2 separate regions of the Homo sapiens genome follow, and region 2 is linked to region 1. A link is an interaction called in ENCODE POLR2A ChIA-PET data of the cell type or tissue named here. Cell type or tissue: MCF 10A. All regions are shown on one strand. Each heading gives the region's core, and the rest is flanking DNA. Links, peaks and the distances in the headings are about the cores only.

Region 1 (2,924 bases), core at 301-2,800:
CAATTTTACCTAATTTTGCAGGCTCTACCTACTACTCTTCCACCTGTCAAACAGCTAAGCACTAAATTCCATTTGATTTAAACTCTCCATTTTATAAGATGAAAAGTTCATATTTTACTGAGTACACTGTAATAACCTTAAGAAAATAAAAATTACTATAAATACATATTTTTGGAATAAATTCAGTTGGAGTTAGACCTTAGGATGCTGAGAAGAACATTACCTGTATAAAAAAAAAATCTGGAGTTTTAGTAAGCTAGACAACTCAGCTTATGGCCACTTCATATGATGATTTCTGTTTATGAGTAATTACTTATTGATTTTAGTTCACGTAAAAATTTCAACTTTACCAATTGTCTAGTCCGATTATATTGCAAAGACATAAAATTATATGGTTTTAAAATTTGTTAGTATACCTTAATCTCATGTCATGTTCCAATGCATTATGTAAGTATTCAATCAAAGAAGTGAGGCTGTTCTCCAGAATTGGTTCTCTGCTACAGGTCAAAACCTGCAATAAAAATGTCATGTATTATAGCATGAAGACACTCAACAGATTTCCATCTCCTGCAGTTCCACAGTTGATCCCTGAACACAGAGGTATGGTCTTCAAAATGACCCTAATCTTGCCAATGTTCAGAGAAGCTCTAACTTGAAAATGTTTTAAAAATAGAAATAACTTGATTAGAAACACCTGTGATATGCTTTATCATCCGAAGCCTCTTCAAACAAATCAGATTAATATGTTTCTGCTTTCATTTCTCTTTAGGGCATTCATGTTCAAAGTAGTATGGGTGAGTGTGTATGCGGGTAGCTGTTAGAGGACTGGTACAAGAGGAGTTCATAAAGAAAATATCAGAAATGTAGTTTGTACTTGTAAAACTCATAAAATCCACACAGTTTAAAAAGTTACTGAAGGGACAGGGACGAAATTTTACTTTCTCTCCAAATTATCAAATGTTTTAATGATGACAGAATTTACCATTCTTTTTTTTTTTTTTTTTTTTTGAGACGAAGTTTTGCTCTTGTTGACCAGGCTGGAGAGCAATGGTGCGATATAGGATCACTGCAACCTCTGCCTTCTGGATTCAAGGGATTCTCCTGCCTCAGCCTCCCGAGTAGCTGGGATTACAGGTGCCTGCCACCATGCCTGGCTAAGAATTTACCATTATTTTCAACTTTAGTCTACTGCCAAGCCTAAGTGAAAAGTATCAGTATTTCCAAATATTTTAATACATTACAGTCCTAACAGACCAAAATGTGGAGTTTTTTTTTTTTTAACAAGTTAACATATTTACAAATAATAAATGGACCACTACTGGACCAAATGGTTTTTTAATGTTTCTAAGAGATGTAACTGAATATATGTTAAGTGTTTTTTTTCATTTCTTTCACCTTTCTGAATTATAATGATTCAGTGGCAATCGACTGTATAAAAATATTAAATTACCAAAGGTGTATCATGTATTACATGTAAATCATAATGCTCTGAATAAATTTTCCAGTTATATTTAAGAATAGCTTAGGAAAATGAAAGAGTAAAACCTAAAAAAACCTTTATTCCTCTGTTGCCAAATATTTGATTGTTTAATGACAAAACCCACACAATCATCCATAACTCATAAACACCAATCCAAATACCATGACATTTTAAAAAATTACCGTCATTTATACACAGTCTTCCTCAAAAGACAGACAGTTTTCTATATTTGAGCACTCTGAAAATTAAGGTATCTTAAGTTTAAAAATCATAGAAGGAAAATAGTAGAAAACAAAATGTACTACATGCCAAATGTTAAGTTTTTAAATAGTAGGGAGATGAAAAATACTAACCAATAAGAAGCAAAAGAGGTCTGGATATAAATAAAATAATAAACCAATGTGTATGATAAAAAAGGCAATATTAAAAAACCTTCAAATAGTAAAACTCAAATCTAAAATCTATTACAAAATAGAGCTTACTATTTATTCTTAGAAACCACTACAAGTTATTCCAGTACAAATTTTCTTTACTGAAATAAGGCAGGATTAACCAAAGGTATAGTAAACTTCTTATAATTTGATAAGAAATATTAATAATATTCAAATATATATTTAATATCAATTTCAATATTTAAAACTTGTCTTTCTAAAAGGAAGATCCTTTAAAGCATCTCTAATACAGATCAAAAAATAAAAACAAAAAACCAACCGAGGCAAAAAAATAAAAAACATTCAGTTCCCCACCAGAAAGTAATATTTATATGATCTACGAGATAAATAAACATATAATAGTAATGTGATATTCTAAAAATCTATCCTGTTACTCTTAAGACAATCATGACATTAAAGTTCTAATACTGTCACTTCCAAAAATTAAATGCTTAATCTCATTTTCAATGCTTATTTGAAATAAAGTGGTATTTTATTACTGATTTCCTTTGGTGTTATGAGATTTGGGGCTACAAAATTTCAGCAAGTCATAGTTGAGCTCTAATTATGTGCCAAAATTAGTTGCCTGGCATACAATGTTTCAAAGTTTGCTGAATTAAAAACAAAACAAAACCAAAAACCCCCACGAAACTATATATATGACAATTTTTTCTAAGATGTGTTTTCTAGTTATAATCAGACCTAAAATCTGTGTCTTCTAAAAAGGGGTTAAAAAGAAATTAATATGTGAATTTTTAAGCTTCATTAGACAGAAGAAAAAAAACACAAGAGCCAATTTTAGGTAATATTTTAAAATAAGAGAAATTTTTATAGAATAATTTTTTGAAACTATAAATTTATCATCTTCTTTTGAAGAAAGCTAATGTGTCATATATAATAATTATCTAATACAGTCTCTGGGAATTTTTTTTCATTTTGTAAACCAAATCAACTGACCCATATTTCTGGCTTTAAGTATTCTGTGACATTCCAAATAGTTACTACCTACCAAT
Region 2 (2,924 bases), core at 213-2,712, 450 kb after region 1:
AACTCCCTGTCTGAAAGTGCAAAAATGCCTGTTCTGGTGTTTGTTCATTTGCAGTAGTTGCATGAGCCTCTGTCCTCAGGGTCTCTGTTTCCTTCTTCGTGTCCTGTGTCTCCATACTGCTTCTCTTCAAGTGCCATCTGTGAGACTCAGGGGGATCCTCCGACATTTACGGTCCTTAGCAGTAGGGTTTTCCCTAGTGGTAAATGGGAGAGAATCCTGAATTCTAGTCACCAGGAAGCAGAAGTACGGCTGAGAGACACTGAAACTCAAGGTCAAGTCTTGCAGGCAAGGAAGAGAATAGCAAGTTGAGCCCTGGCTGATTCAGAGTCCTTTATACTATTGAGATGTACACATTTTTTGGATTATATCACCTGAAAAAGCATGAGGTTTCCACTGTGACATTTATTTTCTTGGCCTTGAAACCCAGAATATTGAGAATGTGGCTGTTAACCAAAGCCTCCTGAACTGAAGGAGGTCTTTTCTTGTATAGTGTGTGAAAGCAGAGAGGAGCTGTTCATTGTAGCCTTTGAAGATCACCTCTTAATTTCCCCGTGTTCTTATTCTCTAACGATGTGCTTCACTCTTCTTTGGAGGGGAGCCTCCTCTGTGCTGTTTGAGATCAGTACTTCCTACTGCCTTTATGATGGCCTTAGAGAAGTTCTCCTGCCGGATCTAGATGGATCTCACATTATGAAAGGAGCAACAGAACCCTGTAGGAAGGCCAGGGCTCTATTTATTTACATTTGAGGTGGTGGCTGTGGAGGAGGAAGATTCAAAACACACAAAGTTATGTATGAATTATGATGTGATATGTTCAGCTTTTAGCTCTCTACTGGGCAGCACTTCAAAGTTTGTTTCAATGGATTTTCTTCAGGGGGCCACACCAGCATCCTCCAAATGGGAGTCTGAGGATGCCTCCCATCTTACATCACTCACAGATCACTGCCAGAGCAACAAGAAACAAAAACCCTAACAATTTACAGTTCACCCTCTTTGATGTAAGGTGCAGTGGGGACACGAAGCCCAGGCCTCTGAGTAGGATGTAGTTGGATTGGCACAGAAAGCAAACTCTTCTTTCTTTCCTCAAGAAGAAGGAAAACTACACTAGCAAATTAAAAATATTAGCAAGCTTCTACTCAGATACATTTAGCTTGATTTGGGTCAAGGTGGGGGAAGGGAAGAGTAAGGAATTCAAACAGCCTGTGCCAAGGATTTGCTGAACATGTTCTTTAAAAAAATGCTGACAGGCATTAAATTAAGTAACAACTGCAGATTACACAAGGGTAAACACTGCTGCTAATGTTTGACTAAAAGCTAACTGAGGGCTCTAAGTGATTCCAGTTAATTTATAGATCACGCCAGTAACAGCCCCAGGGGACTGGGGCTGCTGAAGGTGGGAGATTCGTTTTATAGCCAGAAGCCACGTTTTTAATTTTAGAAAAAGAAAACTAAAGCTGTAGGAACTGATTTAGAAACTTCAGAGGGAGAGAGAGAAAAAGAGAGGGAGAGAGGGGAGGGAGGAAAGACAGAAAGAGAGAGAGAGGTGTAGGGGGAATGAATTGAATGTCTTTGCTGGGCTTGGGATAGAAAAGTGGCTAAGAAAAAAACAGAAAGAAACACATCTAACTTTAAATAACTCTTCCAGGAGGAGAGAGCATGCTAGGATCAAGAGTTAACTATTCCTATGGGGTAGGGGTCTTAAATTCAAGACTGTGCCAGGGGCTCCATCGACCCCAAATGAAAGAGTATAAACTGCCTCGTGTTATCAAATAAGATTAATTTAATTTTGCAACATTTAGCTTCAAGTTAAAATTTAAATATATGGTTGTACAGTAAATGATTTTAAAATTATAGTCCCTCCAACATAACCTCTCTTGACACAATTTTAAATGCTTTTTAAATGGGATGTGTAGTTTGTTTAGTACATAGCAGTTGATGTCCTTAGATTGGGTTTTCATCATGTATTTTAATTTACTAAGGCTGGGATGACCATAATTGCCTAACAATTCAATGCAACGGAATGGGCTACTTCAGCACTTTTTACTGCATTTTTCCATATAATATCTAAAAGTCACCCTGCGACACACACAGGCTATGTTTATGAAAGCAAGGCTTTAACCCTTGCATTTTTCTAGGTTTGAATAATTTTCTTAATAAGGCAAAAAATGTTTGCAAATTTGCACCATGATGTCAGCACGTCATTGTGAAGGAGGTAGGACTGGCCTGCACTTCAGGGATGAAGTCCTGTCCATTTGGTGTTTGCAAACCTTGAGGATCCTCGTGGAAGCCCAGTAACTCCAAAGACCCTTGTTTCTTCCCAAGTTTCTGTCTCCTTTCAGGCAAGGGCAAACATATCTGCTTTGCTAGGCCAGTCTTTAGTTTAATCTTAGAGTCTCAAAAACAAACAGTGGTAAGGTCTGGATAACATAGTTATCCATTTCTGCGTTTGCCCAGATGAAACTTTAAAAATGCTAAAAATACCAGGGCAATTTCTGTTAATTGCTCTGGATTATCAGGCTGGAGAAATGGATTGGGCGGGTATATTCTAGTCTATTAAATCTTGTGCTAACTTTACTGATATCGTCTCTTGGACTCTGGCAGCCTATTCTGCTTTTCAGCATTCTCCAGGGATGCTCCCAGCGTGTTGGAAACCAAACTCCCTGTCTGCAGAGACAGCCCTAACACCAAAACTTTTGCTTTACTAGAGAAGCCAGAAGAGAAAAATAATGCTGTTGCATCCTCTCTGACTCAGTTGACTCACTTTATGACTTTTATTGTCGGATCCCAAACTTGATGGCTGACCTGACTGAGGTCACCAGCCCCATAGGGCTATTTTAAAACTTTGAAAATCACAAGGCATTTTCAGTTCTTGCCACTTATGAGTTTGTGCAACTATTCTGATGAGTGATCCTTGAAGATACATT

What was found. ChIA-PET counts read pairs that join two places held together with the same protein. Peaks named below come from ENCODE experiments on the same cell type or tissue, not always from the same donor. Only the 100,000 strongest peaks of a DNase experiment are listed, where the experiment ranks them.
Region 2: POLR2A ChIA-PET joins it to region 1 with 5 read pairs; 4 of 35 experiments call an interaction of 5 or more read pairs at or near these places.

Annotation. Positions count from the first base shown.
Region 1 is chr13:50,075,143-50,078,066 of GRCh38, forward strand. DLEU2 (deleted in lymphocytic leukemia 2) reads right to left here. Exons shown (of 14, transcript NR_152566.1): 2 at 417-511. Among named protein-coding and RNA genes, the nearest start is that of DLEU1, 5.6 kb to the right of the region's middle. In MCF 10A, for the core only: no CTCF peak of the experiment used is centred there; no DNase peak of the experiment used is centred there.
Region 2 is chr13:50,520,682-50,523,605 of GRCh38, forward strand. The region is part of intron 5 of DLEU1 (deleted in lymphocytic leukemia 1); the gene reads left to right. DLEU1-AS1 (DLEU1 antisense RNA 1) reads right to left here. Exons shown (of 3, transcript NR_125753.1): 3 at 252-755. Among named protein-coding and RNA genes, the nearest start is that of DLEU1-AS1, 5.3 kb to the right of the region's middle. In MCF 10A, for the core only: no CTCF peak of the experiment used is centred there; a DNase peak (open chromatin) is centred at 1,210.